Linked DNA regions of Homo sapiens: region 1 is linked to region 2. Evidence: chromatin loops called from intact Hi-C (ENCODE). Cell type or tissue: endothelial cell of umbilical vein. All regions are shown on one strand. Links, peaks and the distances in the headings refer to the core of each region. The heading gives the core; the rest is flanking DNA.

The links. Hi-C counts contacts between places; a loop is a spot of excess contacts. Peaks named below come from ENCODE experiments on the same cell type or tissue, not always from the same donor. Only the 100,000 strongest peaks of a DNase experiment are listed, where the experiment ranks them.
Region 1: it touches region 2 in a loop (3-fold over the local background); 1 of 110 quality-filtered maps calls a loop at or near these places.

The regions. Positions count from the first base shown.
Region 1 is chr1:178,404,258-178,412,122 of GRCh38, reverse strand. The region is part of intron 4 of RASAL2 (RAS protein activator like 2); the gene reads right to left. It also overlaps the pseudogene RPS14P2. Among named protein-coding and RNA genes, the nearest start is that of CLEC20A, 89 kb to the left of the region's middle. In endothelial cell of umbilical vein, for the core only: no CTCF peak of the experiment used is centred there; a DNase peak (open chromatin) is centred at 3,102; H3K27ac peaks cover 897 bases.
Region 2 is chr1:178,498,506-178,506,370 of GRCh38, reverse strand. It overlaps LOC101928866 (a long non-coding RNA gene), which reads left to right. Exons shown (of 6, transcript XR_001738307.2): 5 at 71-216; 6 at 4,830-4,913. It also overlaps a transcript of CLEC20A not described here. Among named protein-coding and RNA genes, the nearest start is that of CLEC20A, 5.5 kb to the right of the region's middle. RefSeq lists a silencer at 4,280-4,724. In endothelial cell of umbilical vein, for the core only: CTCF peaks have their summits at 4,431 (motif pointing right) and 5,776; a DNase peak (open chromatin) is centred at 4,450.

The sequences.
Region 1 (7,865 bases), core at 1,239-5,238, 93 kb after region 2:
AATTCCTTGACTCCATTACTCAGTATCCTCCCCTTCAGCCACCTACTCTTTTTTTTTTTTTCACATGATGGCAATTTATTTTCAGAAAGTATTTTGAGGAGTCTTGTTCACAGACGGTGACCACAGCGACCCCACTTCCTGTGGGTGCCGTCAAGAGGGGATGGGGGGTGATGTCCTCAATCTGCCTGATCTTCATACTCAAGCGGGCAAGGGCTCTGAAGGCCGACTGGCCCCAGGTCCAGGGGTCTTGGTCCTATTTCCTCCTGTGGCCCAGAGTTTGACGTGTAGGGCAGTGATACCTGGCTCCTTGCACCTCTGGGCCACATCCTGGGCAGCCAAAAAAGCAGCACATGGCGAGGATTCATCTCGGTCTGCCTTCACCTTCATCCCACCAGTCACACGGCAGATGGTTTCTTTGCCAGAAAGATCAGTGACATGGACAAAAGTGTCACTGAAGGTTGCAAAGATATGGCAGACACCAAATACATTTCTCTCCTTCAGCCACCTGAAGTGTGCCATTTCTGCATGTCGTCTCTCCATCCACTCATTTTTTTAAATCAAATTTTTATTTTTATTCAATAGTTTTAGGGGAATAGGTCATGTCTGATTGCATGGAAAAGTTCTTTAGTGGTGATTTGTGAGATTTTGGGGCACCCATCACCTGAGCAGTGTAGACTGTACCCAATGTGTAGTCTTTTATCCCTCACCCATCTCCCACCCTTCCTCCCAAGTCCCCAGAGTCCATTATATCATTCTTATGCCTTTGTGTCCTCACAGCTTAGCTCCCACTTATAAGTGAGAACATACAATATTTGGTTTTCCATTCCTGAGTTATTTTACTAAGAATAATGGTCTCCAACTCCATCCAGGTTTCTGCGAATGCCATTATTTCGTTCCTTTTTGTTTGTGACTGAGTAGTATTCCATGGGGTGTGTGTGTGTGTGTGTGTGTGTGTGTACACACACACACACCACATTTTCTTTATTCACTCATTAGTTGATAGGCATTTAGACTGGTTCCACACTTTTGCAATTGCGAATTGTGCTACTATATACGTGTGCAAGTGTCTTTTTCATATGACTTCTTTTCCTCTGGGTAGATATCCAGTAGTGGGATTGCTGGATCAAATGGCAGTTCTACTTTTAGTTCTTTAAGGAATCTCTATACTGTTTTCCATAGTGGTTGTACTAGTTTACATTCTCATCAGCAGTGTAAAAGTGTTCCCTTTTCACCACATCCATGTCACCATCTGTTATTTTTTTATTTTTAATTATGGCCATTCTTGCAGGAGTAAGGTGGTTATCTCATTGTGGTTTTGATTTGCATTTCCCTGATAATTAGTGATGCTGAGCATTTTTTTGACGTTTCTTGGCCATTTGTATATCTTCTTTTGAGAACTGTGTATTCATTTCCTTTGCTCACTTTTTGACGGGATTATCTGTTTTTTTTTTCTTGATTTGTTTGAGTTCCTGGTAGATTCTGGATATTAGTCCTTTGGCAGATGCAGTTTGTGAACATTTTTCTCCCACCCTGTGGGTTGTCTGTTTATTGATTCTGATCTCTTTTGCTGTGCAGAAGCTTTTTAGTTTTATTAGGTTCCATCTATTTATCTTTACTTTTGTTGCATTTGCTTTTGGGTTCTTGATCACGAAGTCTTTGCCTAAGTCAATGTCTAGAAGAGTTTTTCCGATGTTATCTTCTAGAATTCTTATGGTTTCAGGTCTTAGATGTAAGTCTTTGATCCATCTTGAGTTGATTTTTGTATAAGGTGAGAGATGAGGACCCAGCTTCATTCTTCAACATTTCAGCCACCCACTCTTATATCTACACACTAGATCTTATCATCATTCAGAGATCCTCCATCTCAGACATCTTAAACAGTAATATTTTTTTCTCTGATTTCCTCCCTAATCACATGTCTTTCATATATCTCTTTCTCCACATTAATCTACTCTTCAACCTAACAGAAACCTTCACTTTCTGGACCACCTCATTTTCTCCCTGTCCCTTGTTTTTTCCTGCTCTCTTTTCCTTCTCCCTAGATTCCACAGCTAATCATCTGATGCTATTCAATTACCAACACCCTCCATTTTCTTAATGATTAGCTATCCAAAATAACAATTAAAACAATATTTAAGTCAATCTTCCTGGTGCCATGACGAAGCTCTTTAGGAAGACCACATAGCTGTACCGGATGAAACCACAACAAATTCACTGTTTTCAAGCTTGGCTTGGCTTCTACTATCCCTCCATCCTGGACCAACCATGTACTGAGTCTTCCCACATTATCCTCTTCTGAGAAACAACAAAGTACATGTCATGCCCAGTTGCCCATTGCCTGCTTCTGAGCAACTGCTTACATATTCAGGTCACTATGCTTTGTGCCATGCAATCTTTCTGCCCTGGATCCATATGACTGGTCAAGGGATGGATAATTAACCCAAAGGTACCTAAAAGCAGCTAGGCATGGCCCTGGTAAGAGTTCTGCCTATAAGATATAGTATCATCTGGTAACGACTTACCATTCCAGCTGATCCCTGGTCATTCCACTTCATACTTTATCCTCCACTAACTTGAAATACCTGTAATTCTCTATATTCACCATGCATGTTTACCACTGCTCATATTCTCTTCCTTCTCCCTGGCTGAATCATCCTTTTTGATACCGCTTAGGAATGATCTCTTCTAGGGTGTCTTTTTTGACATGACCTGACCCTGCCCTAGATTACGTGCCCCTCCACTGTGCTTTATAGAGAGCTAGCCTTACATCTAGCACAGTGTATGCCCACTTATGTGTCATCCTCACTAAACCCTGCAAGCTTTGTGTTCCCAGGGCAGGTCTGATATCTGGTATTTAGTAGGGGCTCAAAAATTGCTTTCAGAACTGAAAAATCATATGCAGTGTGTCCTCAGATCATCTGAGAACTCACTCACTCACTATCATGAGAACAGCATAGGGGAAATCCTCTCCCATGATGCAATCTTCTCCAACCACCTCCCATGGCCTAAAAGTATGGCAGTTCCCCGCTTGCTCTCTCTTGCCTCCATGTGAAGAAGGTCCTTCTTCTCCTTCCGCTATAACTGTAAATTTCCTGAGGCCTCCTAGTCATGCTTCCTGTTAAGGCTGTGGAACTGTGAGTCAAACCTCTCTCTTCATAAATTACCCAGTCTCAGGTAGTTCTTTACAGTAGTGTGAAAACAGACTAATACAGAAGATATATGACTTTCCCAAGGTCACATAGATGCTAAATGGCAGAGGAGAACTTTGAGCCTAGGTAGCCTCACACCGGAACCCTTCCTTTTTAACCACTGTGCTATATGAATTCTTGACATTCTAATTCCACATCAAATACTTTAAGTACTATAACATAACTTATTTTCCCCATATGTATTATATGTAACTTCTACACATACCTTATTATAGAATTATGTATCATAAACAGCCAGAAATGTAATATGACAATTCAAAATATGAGGAAAAAAAAGAGAAGCAAAACAAAAAACAAAAAACAAAAAAAAACCAACCAAACAACAACAACAAAAAACCTAAAAAACAAAAAAACTACTATTGTGGCATTTGACTTACAAGAATTTGCCCCTAGGATTCCTAGCTATATAATTAAACTAAAGTAAAATCAAAACCTTATTGAAATGGCTTTTATATGTAACTGATTCTGTGGTCACTGAGTATAAAATAAAAAAATCCAAATATAAAATTTAAAAATAGATGGATACCAAGAGGAAAATGCTTTTTTCTCTTTCACAGTTATGATATCCATGCCTTATAAAAATGTGAAGAGTGTGAATGATGTTCCAGTCTAAATGGAAACAAAGGAAAGAAAGAATGTAAATAAACTGATTTCATCCTTCTGACACCAACCTAATCTGAAAGCATACTAATCAAACACTCAAAACAAATCCTACTCTATCCAATTTTTTCAAATGCTGTTGCTACCATTTACAAGTCTTAAAAATAGTAAAAAGCTCATTATTTTTTTAAAAAAGGTACATTGTCATAGCAATTGATACAACTAAAATAATTTAATTAGTTGGTATTCATTATTTTCTTTCAAAATAAGGCTTAAAATTAGCAACAGTCAATGAAAGAAAAAGCCAACTATTGCCTTTCTCTGGAGCTTGGTAAATGTTAAGACAATGATAACTAAAGTTGTTGGCCACCTGCAAATTGGAGTATTCCCTGAAGACTGAACTCGGCTAGCTGTGAATGAGTGGTAACTGAAATAAAACTGCTGCTATGCAACTGCTCTCAGAAGCCTCCGTGGGGGTAATAAGGGACAATGCCTTGCCAGCATCCTAGCACTGCTGCGTTCCCTTAAGACAGGGAGAAGCGGAGACAGGGAAACATGTCATCACCTTTCACATGAAAAATGTAGGGATGTGCAACAAAACCCTGCTTTAATTCTGCTTGAGACTTTTTCACATCAGTGACCACACAAGGGATTAAGGACAATGTTACAGCAATTCTAAGTGATTAACTATTTTTAAATGGCAATTTCTCAAAATGTTACCTGATTCACAGTAAGAAAATGCCACCCTGTCAACTAGAAAGGACCCAGGTGAGAATTGTTTTCATTCTTGCTTTTCAAGTTTTAGTTTATTAGTAAATTAAAATCTCTATGTATTTTACATATTTGTTTTATCATGGATTGTAAATACCTGAGAAAAAAAGCTGTGTCATCTATAAATAATTCCCTTCCTTGCTCTCAATATAACTTAGGAACTTGTAGATATTCACTAAATGTTGACTAAAACGTAATTCTAAAAAATTAACAAGGAAAAAGGAGAAGACTAACTGAAAACGTTCAAGTTTACTTTCTAGTCTTTATATTTTACTTAAGTTTATCTTCCAGTTATTTGGAAGTCCAAACAGGAAGGGAGACTGTAGATGACAAGAATAACAAAACAAGAAATAGTTGCAAAGTGCATTATAGTTTAGTTGTAGTATGGGTAGTTTATCCTCTAGTAGGTTTTTTGTTTTTGTTTTTCAAATTTAAGCATCAAAAGGAAAGAGAAAAGGTTCTGTCATAAATCACAATTGTTCTTCTAGCACAGATCTGATATATCGGAATCTTTGGGATTGGGGCACAGTGATCTACATTTTTAACAAGCATTCAATTCAATGTGATTTTTTTATTAAGCAAACTAAAACTTTCATTATGAAACTTTTAAACATACAAAGCACAGAAATTAATAAACACATATCCATTAATCAGATCTAATTGATGTTGACACATTAATGTCATTATGCTACATTATGTATAATTATTATATTAAAATATAAAATACATATTATATTACAGGTATTACATTATAACATGTTAAAACACATATTGACATGTTAAGATCTGCTAGAGGGACCAATGGAAGATATCTAGCATACTTTATTAACTAATTACATTCTTAGAGATTCATTTTCATGAATCTGTCATGTCAGATTTTTATTACCTTCTTGTTATATTATTTCAAACCTTTTATGTCCAACTTTTTATGTATTTTGTTTTAAAACATTTCTTTTAAAACAGGTTTGAGGTGTAATTTACAAAAAACAAGTCAATATTTTTCAATGTACAGCTTGACAAGTTTTGATAAATGTATGCTGTACCAATACAAGTGAGATATGGAACATTTCTATCACCCCAAAAATGTCTTCATGCCTTTCTGTAGTCAGTCAATCCCTTCCTCTCACCCTCAGCCCCTGGAAACCACTAATATGACTTGTTCCTATAGTTTTATCTTTTCCACAATGTCACATAAATGGATTTATGCAGTATGTAGTCTTTCTTCACTTAGCATAATGTTTTTGAAATTTATGCATGCTGTTGCATGTACAGTTTGCTCCTTTTTATTCCACTGTATGGGTACACCAACAATTGTTTAACCATTTGTCAACTCATGGACGTTCGAGTTATTTCCAGTTTTGGGATATTAAGAATAAAGTTGCCATAAACATTTATGAACAAGTCTTTATGTGGACATATGGTTTGGAAACCACTGAGTTAAAAGCTTGGTTGGAAATTCACAAATAACAAGACGACATGGCAACTTTTTAAGGGGATGTTAATGAGGTAGAGTGGGGAAAGGACACTGAGGAGGGAAGGAATCCTTAGTTATTTTTCCTCTAGATATGAAGTAATTTTAGATGTACAAAAAATTTGGAAAAATAGTACAGAGTTTTCCTTTGCCCAGCTTCCCCTAATGTTATTATCTTATATAACCATAGTATGATTATGAAAACTAAGAAATTAACATAGGTACTATACTCACCTAAACACAGCCCTAATTCTAAATTCACCAGTTTTCCACTGTATTAGTTTTCAACTGCCATTATAACAAATTAAAACAAATGTGGTTTAAACAGTACAAATTTATTATCTTACAGTTCTATCGATCAGAAGTCCAACACAGGTCTCATCTGGCTAAAATCAAAGTGTCAGCAGGTCTGCATTCCTTTCTGAAGGCTCTAGGGGAGAATCTGTCTTATGCCTTTTCAAGCTTCTAAAGGCCACCCACATTCCTTGGCTCATGGCCTTTCCTCCATCTTCAAAGCCAGCAATGTTGCATCTCTATGAAAGCTTTTCAGCTTTTAAAGTCTCGTGATCTGACTGGATCCATCTGGATAATTTAGGATAATCTTCCTATCTCAAGGTCCTTAGCCTTAATCCTATCTACAAAAGTCCCTTTTGCCACATAAGATAGCATATTCACAATTTCCATGTATTAGGATGTGGACATCTTGGGAGATGGGGGAGGAACCACTATTCTACTCTCTACATATAGTTTAGTCACCCTCTTATGAATGTGCATATAGGCTGTTTACAATATTTTGCAATTAAAAAACAATGCTGCATAAATAACTTTGTGCATATGTGTTTTCATAATGGTGGAAATGTATCTTCAGGTTGGATTCCTAGAAATGGGATGCTGGGTCAAAAGGTAAGTGTATATGTAATCTTGCCAAATCCCCTGTAGAAGGGTTGTACCAGTTTGCCTTCCCTTCAACAATGTATGAGAGTGTCTGTTTCCCACAACCTTGCCAACTGAATTCGTTGTCATCCTTTATAGTCTGTCAGACTGAAAGGTGAAATAATATTTCTATGTTGTTTTAAAATGTGCATTTCTCGGCTAGGTGCTGTGGCTCATCCCTGTAATCCCAGCGCTTCGAGAGGCCGAGGCAGGAGGATTGATTGATCCTAGGAGTATGAAACCAGCCTGGCCAACATGGTGAGACCTCGTCTCTACAAACAATACAGAAATTAGCTGGGTGTGGTGGCATGTACCTGCAGACCCGGCTACTCAGGAGGCTGAGGTGGGAAGATCCTTTGAACCCGGGAGGTGGAGGTTACAGTGAGCTGAGGTTGCGCCACTGTACTCCAGCCTGGGCGACAGAGCGAGACTCAAAAAAAAAAAAAAAAAAAAATTGGGGGGCCAGGTGCGGTTGCTCACGCCTGTAATCCCAGTACTTTGGGAGGCCGAGGTGGGCGGATCACGAGGTCAAGAGATTGAGACCAGCCTGGCCAACATGGTGAAACCCTGTCTCTACTAAAAATACAAAAATTATCTGGGCGTGGTGGTACGGGCTTGTAGTCCCAGCTACTCCAGAGGCTGAGGCAGGAGAATGGCTTGAATCCAGGAGGCAGAAGTTGCAGTGAGCAGAGATGGCACCACTACGCTCTAGCCTGGCGACAGAGCGAGACTCTGTCTCAAAAAACAAACACATAAACAAAAAAATTGCATTTGTCTGATTATAAGTGAATTTGAACATTGTTTTCATATGTTCAGAAACATTTTTACCTATTACCTCTTCACGTCTTTCTTTTCTTCAGTTTTCCTATTGGGTCTTAGTC
Region 2 (7,865 bases), core at 2,214-6,213:
GGCTGGCTCTTAGCAAGCAGCTCTAGTTCAACATGCAGGTGACACCACACCCATTCCCATGTTCATTCAGCACAGGCTTCCTGAGCATCTACCATGCGTCAAGCACTCTGCAAGGCACCAAAGGCACACAGGTAATTAAGACATGGTGCTGGCTCCTGGGAACTCACCATCCATGAGGCTCACAGAGGCATCATTTGACCATTTTAGCACAAGATGGTAAGTGTGATGCTTGCGGTAGGCTCAGGGAACTGAGGGAGCCCAGAGGAGGAGCACAACCCAGCTACTGGGGCTGGGTCTCTGCCATGTTCATCTGGACCTCATTCCTGGCCTGGTGAGCTTCCCAATACCCCAGCTCCCCAAAATCCTAACTCCTCTGAATCCTAGCTCCCCTGAATCCTAGCTCCCCTGAATCCTAGCTCCTCTGAATCCTAGCTCCCCGGAATCCTAGCTCCCCTGAATCCTAACTCCCCTGAATCCTAGCTCCTCTGAATCCTAGCTCCTCTGAATCCTAGCTCCCCAAAATCCTAGCTCCTCTGAATCCTAGCTCCCCTGAATCCTAGCTCCTCTGAATCCTAGCTCCCCTGAATCCTAGCTCCCCTAAATCCTAGCTCCTCTGAATCCTAGCTCCTCTGAATCCTAGCTCCCCTGAATCCTAGCTCCCCTAAATCCTAGCTCCTCTGAATCCTAGCTCCTCTGAATCCTAGCTCCCCTGAATCCTAGCTCCCCTAAATCCTAGCTCCTCTGAATCCTAGCTCCTCTGAATCCTAGCTCCTCTGAATCCTAGCTTCTCTGAATCCACTGCAGGAGCCAGGCAGGGCCACTGAATGCCAGGCTTTGCCAGTCCCATTGCCTGCCTGAGCCTCTGAAGACGGCACACCCCCTCCGCTCATCATGGGGAGCTCCTGTCCATGCTGGGCCCTGGGGGGGCAGTGTGCCCCTGTCATATCAAATGGCTCTTTCTTCTAGCAGAGACCATGCTCACCTGTCCCAGCAGGCATGCTGCATACCAAATCAGCCCTCTGTCTGCTCCACTGGCCCAAGAGCACCTTTGCCTGGCCTTGTCACTGCACACAGCAGTTTGGACTGGACGGAAATCTACACATCCTCTAAGACTGTTGAACAACAAGGTGTTCTCTGAGCTGTGTGTGTCAGACTGACATTTCACCACATGGGGGTCTGGGCAGCTAACATATTCTTGTTTTTGGAGGTCCTATCATTCCTGCCTCAGGAAATGATGGGCTATTCATAAACGCAGCAGCCCTTGGGTTCTGAGTATTGTCTCCTTCAGCTGTCAGTGCTCAGAGAATAAGAAAAATGGGAGCCGGCCGGGCACAGTGGGTCACACTTGTAATCCCAGCACTTTGGGAGGCCGAGGCGGGTGGATCACCTGAGGTCAGGAGTTTGAGACCAGCCTGGCCAACATGGCAAAACCCCATCTCTACTAAAAATACAAAAATTAGCTGGGCATGGAGGCATGCACCTGTAATCCAGCTACTCAGGAGGCTGAGGCAGGAGAATTGCTTGAATCCAGGAGGCGGAGGTTGCAGTAAGCTGAGATTGCACCACTACACTCCAGCCTTGGCAACAGAGTGAGACTCTGTCTCAAAAACAAAAAAACAAACAAAAAAAGAAAATGGGAGCCACAGAAGTCCACAGGAAGGACACTGTGAAGTGCTGGCCTGGTGTCCATGAGACTCCTCTCACTGATGCAATAACCTTACCTGGCCTTCATCCTGCTGTTCCTCTGGACGTCCCACCCTTCCTCCCTCTTGACCCGTCACTTCATCTCCTGAGCAGAGCACATCTCCTCCCTCAGCTGTGGCGCTTACGGCCCAGCCTCAGGGTAGCTGACCACTGGGTGGACTGCAGGACCTTCCTCTCTTGACCTTCCTTCTCAGGCAGTTCCAGCAGGAGCTCTGGGGCTCTCAGGCCCCTCCACTCAGATCCTGTCCCCTGGCTGTTGGGATGCCAGCTCCTCCCTTCCTCCCTTTGTCCCTGTTGGAGACCTGCAGTTCACCCAGCCCCATGGCTCCTGATACCAAGGCAAAGTCTCCCAGAAGGACATTTCTCTCTCTTGGCTCAGTGATAGGAATGGGAATGGGCACATTCTAAAGCCCCCACCTCCTCCTGCTCTCATTCGTGGTGTTTCCTCCCCTGGCACCTGGCTAATATAAGGGTATTTGTCTAAACCCCACGCCCCCACCAGCCCCTTTTTCCAGGATGGAATATCCCGTTTTTCAGATTCCCTTGAGCAGTCCTCAGCCACAGCTGCACCTGCCACAGCCCCTCCTGAGCTCACTCTCAGACATCCTCTCAAGAGTGCAAACCCCAGCTCCATGTATGGCCCCTCCTGGGGAAGCCCCTGGCCCCGCCTCTGCAGCCTCCTGCTGCTCCTCAACCCGTTTCCACAGCTTGGTTCATGCCAAATGGGAGAGCAGCTTAGGGGCCGGGGACACATGGCACCATTTCCTCATGGAAGGGTGGATGGCTCAGGCTTAAAGAGATGTTGATCTGTCCCATTGCTAAAGGGCAACTGATGAGGAGCTTGGGGCCTGCATCCTCTGTTTCAATGTGTTTCAGTGGCCCTGCCAGTCTTCTTCCTTGTGGGTCCTTAGAGTCAATGGTTTGCCTGCTGGGATACAGGGAACCACTGTCACAAACCAGGTAGTGGCTTGAGCAAGCATTTTTTTTGTGTGTGTGCGTGCCTGTGTGTGTGTATGTGCGTGTTTCTTGGAGACGGAGTCTCGCTCTGTCGCCCAGGTGGAGTGTGGTGACATGATTTCAGCTCACTGCAGCCTCTGCCTCCTGGGTTCAAGCAATTCTCCTGCCCCAGCCTCCCGACTAGCTGGGACTACAGGTGTACGCCGCTATGCCTGGCTAGTTTTTTGTATTTTAGTAGAGACGGGGTTTCACCGTGTTGCCTAGGCTGGTCTCGAACTCCTGAGCTCAGGCAATCTGCCTACCTCGGCCTCCCAAAGTGCTGAGATTACAGGCGTGAGCCACCACACCCGGCCTTGTGTGTGTTTATTTAGCCCACATGACTACCCTAAGAAATAAACACTGCTGCTATTCCCATTTTGCAGGTGAGGAAACTGTTTAACTCAGAAGTTAACTTTTCTGAAGTCACAGCTAAATGGGGGAGCCATGGCTACACAGCCAGCACATTTGACCTGCACCCCAGACTCTTCCCCGAGGGGCATACACCCTCCACCTTCCTTGCTTGGGGAGTAGAGGGGTGGACTGTGTTGACCACTGCACCCCGTGACAGCATTTCCCACTTGACATTTGTAAAATTGTGGTTTAAAAAAATGAGTAAATAGACATGATCCCTGCTTTCCCAGGCCATGCCCCGATGCAGGAGGGTCATCTGCATAGTGTGGATGGAGGGACTCCATCCTTTCCCCCGATAACTCAGTTGGCCTGAGGCGGGTCCTGGAATAGCAGCCTTGGGAAATGAGCCTGGGCTGTAATATCACACAGCCCTGCTCTAAACTCCAGGTCCTTGCCATACCAGTTACATGGCCTTGGGCAGGTTTCTTAACCTCTCTGAACTTGTTTCCTCATTTGTAAAATCGGATATTATACAGTACCTACCTCATAGGGTTTTAACATTTTATTTCTAAGAATTAAATAAGGCAAAGCATGCGAAGGGTGTGACACATGCTCCTTGTGAACCCTAAGTGCCCCCAAAGGCCTCTAGTTCTTGGGGACGATACCCTCCAGTCCTTACTCCTGTCCCAGGATCTCGCAGGGTAGGATGCTCCACTTAGCAGAGACACCAGTGCTTCCCTTTTTTAATGGCTCCACTCCCACCCCCAGGGCTCTGGACCCAGTTCAGAAGTATGTTGGGGTGGGAGTTGGGGGGTGGAGGAGGCTTTAGGGACAGGTGCTCCTGTGGCGGTCCCTGCACTGTCCCTGAAGCCAGCTTTTTCAGAGGCACCCATCACATGTGGTGTGTACCCAACCCACTCCCTCCTTCCCCCTTCCATGAATACTTGAAATAAATAAAATATTAAGAGGAAATTAATCATGTATCTAACCAAGCTATTGGTATGAAATACTTGCTGAAGAAAATTATATGAAGCAGAACAGAAAAGACCAAAACAGTTATATAAAACAAAAGGAATTTAGTAATTTGAAAGGTAAGAGGATCAAAATCAGAGATAATATACATATTAGGTTAATGGGAAGAAAAATAGTCAAATTAGGTACCTAGTATTAACTCAATATTTAGTTGTAAAGGAATCAAGTAGAATTGTTTCTATTTAAGACTAGCTATTAAAGCAGCACTTAAACAGGGGGAAGGGGGTGGAATAAATGAAAGATACAAGCAGCAGTAGCTTAGAATGCAAGGGTTCACCCTTCCTCTCCCCCACCAGCAAAAAGGGCTCTTCAGGTTGAAGGAAGCCGGTCTGGCTGCCCAGTACTGAGTGTTTGCCCCTAGGGGGCGCCCAAGAACAGAGGCTCTCGCCAAGGGATCCAAGTGTTCCAGAAGTACCCCAGTGACCTGCCCCAGCTGCTCCCCTGCTTTCCCTGCCTGCATAGGGATTTAGAGCAGAACTTTTCCCTTGGGCAGAAATGGCCCCACGAGGCACAGGCGACTTCACAGGTCATGTCCAAACCCACACAATCATCAGCAGGAAATCATTTTTATCCAACCACTCATTCAGTCAACATATACCGACTGCCCCTCCTTGCCAGGCATGGCAACCCACACTTATAACAGAGGATGTGGAAACAGATTTAGGTTACAAGCCGAATAAACAGTTCAGAGCAGGGAGCAGGAATAAAGGGAACAAGCTCCTCACCGCAGACACCCTACCTTTCAGGGTGGGCAGGTGTTCCTAAGAGCTGCCCCTCCATCCAATGGGACATGGCCTGTGGCTCTCCAGTGTCCACAAAATGAACAAAGTGCAGCCGAGCTTGAGGTCCTGCGGTCCTTGAGGATGATCTGAACCCACGCAGCTGATGGAGCCTTCGGAGGACACAGGTGCTGTCCCCGTACTGCCCTCAGAGCACAGCCCTGGTCTCCAGTTCACAGCGCCTCCCACAGGGAGAGGAGAAAACCTTCCTTTCTCTGAAGAAATGGAAGGAAGTCTAGCTGAGCCTCTTCTATGGGTCTGGGATGAGGTTGAGTGCTTTATAGACACGAGGCAGGATAAGCTTGTTAGGTAGTAATTTGTGTTTTTTTCCCAGAGCCCTAGGCGGGAGTAGGACCTCAGAGAGGAGCAGCCATGTGGGGGTCCCAGATTCTCAGAACATCCTCCGTCACTGGGGTGGCTCATCCATGGCAGAGCTGGCTGACCTCAAGTCACCCTAAGGACTGGAAACGGGTGTCTCAGTGGTGAGCAGTGCAGACAGGCCCAAGGCAAGACCCAGTCTCTTGTTCTTTCTCTACAGCCTGTGAGTATGTGTGCAAGAGAGTGTGTGTTGGGGGAACAGCCCTGAAAAAAGAGGGGCTCTAATTTCTTCCTTGCTTGGCAGGGTGAGCGCTCAGAGTGAAAGCTAAGTTGCTTTACTGGTTATCAAGGCAGCAGAATAACTGGGATTATCATACATTGGGGTAGGAGTAGAAAATGAGACACCCACTCTAGAAAAGAAAGTGTTTCCTGCACACTGGAATTTGTAAAGTGCATCATATTCATGACAAGGAATCCTCATGATACCGTAATGCCATTGTCAAATAGCTATGTTGACTCTCATCTTGTAGATGAAGAATCAAGGCTCAGAGAAAATCTCTCAAGCTGGCCGCAGGGCTGTTTCCACTGTGCCTGCTCCGATGGTTGGCAGGGGTACTGCGGCCACGGCACACAACTTTAGCAAAAGCACTGTGGGAAACGCAGCTCCCACATTGGGAATGCAGATCTGGTGGTTCTGGGAGAAAAGGTGTGGATTGTAGGAAAGTGAAAGTTGTCTGTCTATAAAGAAGGGTTCTTTAAGCCTGGGTAAAAATGGCATTCCCGTGTTCGGGGATAGGAAAAGAGTGGCTGGGAGTTTCCCTGAACCATTTGGCTTCCTGTAGCTCATGCAAACCAAGTGTTTGTTCCTGGGCCACTTAGGAAGCCTGCTCCTCCCTCACTCTTGGTTCCTTTGACCCTTGCCTAGATTTCCTGGCACAGCCACCAATGTAACTCACACACTGGGTGCCAAGGCTGTCCTCCCCCGCCTTCACCATCGGCCCTCTGTGTCTTGTTCAAGCCATCTCCTTCATTCATGTATTTAAGGTCTCTATGTACCAGGCAGAGCACTGCGTAGAAGCTGCAATCTAAAGAGAATAATAATAGCAAATGCTACTGTATTAGTCAGGGTTCTCTAGAGGGACAGAACTAACAGGATAGATGTATATATAAAGGGGAGTTTATTTTATTTATTTATTTATTTATTTATTTTCGAGACGGAGTCTTGCTCTGACCCCCAGGCTGGAGTGCAGAGGCGCGATATCGGCTCACTGCAAGCTCCGCCTCCCAGGTTCACGCCATTCTCCTGCCTCAGCCTCCTGAGTAGCTGGAACTACAGGCGCCCACCACCACACCCGGCTAATTTTTTGTATTTTTAGTAGAGACGGGGTTTCACTGTGTTAGCCAGGATGGTCTCGATCTCCTGACCCTGTGATCCGCCCATCTCGGCCTCCCAAAGTGCTGGGATTACAGGCGTGAGCCACCACGCCCGGCATAAAGGGGAGTTTATTACGGAGTATGGACTCACATGATCACAAGGTGAGGTCCAACAATAGGCCATCTGCAAGCTGAGGAAAAAGGAGGCCAGTCCAAATCCCAAAGCTGAAGAACTCGGAGTCCGATGTTCAAGGGCAGGAAGCATCGAGCACGGGAGAACGATGTATGTTGAGGCCAAGCCAGTCTAGTTTTTCCGTGTTCTTCTGCCTGCTTTTATTCTGGCCGCGATGGCAGCTGATTAGATTCTGCCTACCCAGATTGAGGGTGTGTCTTGCCTTTCCCAGTTCAGCTGACTCAAATGTTAATCTCCTCTGGCAACACCCTCACAGACACACCCAGGATCAATACTTTGTATCCTTCAATCCAATCAAGTCGACACTCGATATTAACCATCACAGCTACTAATGATAAACATAATGCTTGCCATTTATTGAAAGGTTTTGTTGGGCTTGTGAGAAGCGAGTGCTTTGTGACTTTGGCACAGTCCGTGCTCTCAAGGAGCTCACAGTCAGGAAGGCACGTGGAATTTCAGCCTGGAGTTCCAAGTGCTGCCCTCAGGGAGTGCTGGGCCTGAGCTGGGGTGAGGCTGCAGGGCCCTTCCTGGAAAGACTTGAGGGAGACGACTGGGGGAGTGGCCAAATGAAAAGGTGGCTGGCAGGGCAGCATCTTCCAGGTCAGGATTGTCAGGTTCTCTTCTGTCCCCAGAGAGTGGTCCTGGGAGGCCCTGACACAAGCAGGACCTGCTTCTGGGAGGAAGTTATCCGAGGCCATTGCTGCACGAGAGAATACTGTGGCAGGACATTTTTGTGGCTGCATTAACAAATTTTCCCCTCTTTCTCTTTTGCCCATTCAGAGGGGCCGTTTGCCCTTCCATCAGGGAAGGGTGAGAAGGGGTAGGGGGTAGGAAAAAAGAGAGCCTTCCAGACTGTGTTCCTGAAAGTCTTCGCCCTTAGGCCAACAGAGAGGGCTCTGGGCCTAAACAGCATGTTTGATGTTGTGTAGAGAGAGAGAGAACACAAGCAAGCTGTTTTTGGTTCCCCAGAGAAAGTGCCTTGGCCTCCAGTCCTGCACTTTATTTTTGTTTTACTTGTTTATTTATTTATTTTAGAGACAGGGTCTCGCCCTGTCTCCCAGGCTGGAGTACAGTGGTACAATCACAACTCACTGCAGCCTTAACCTCCCATGCTCAAG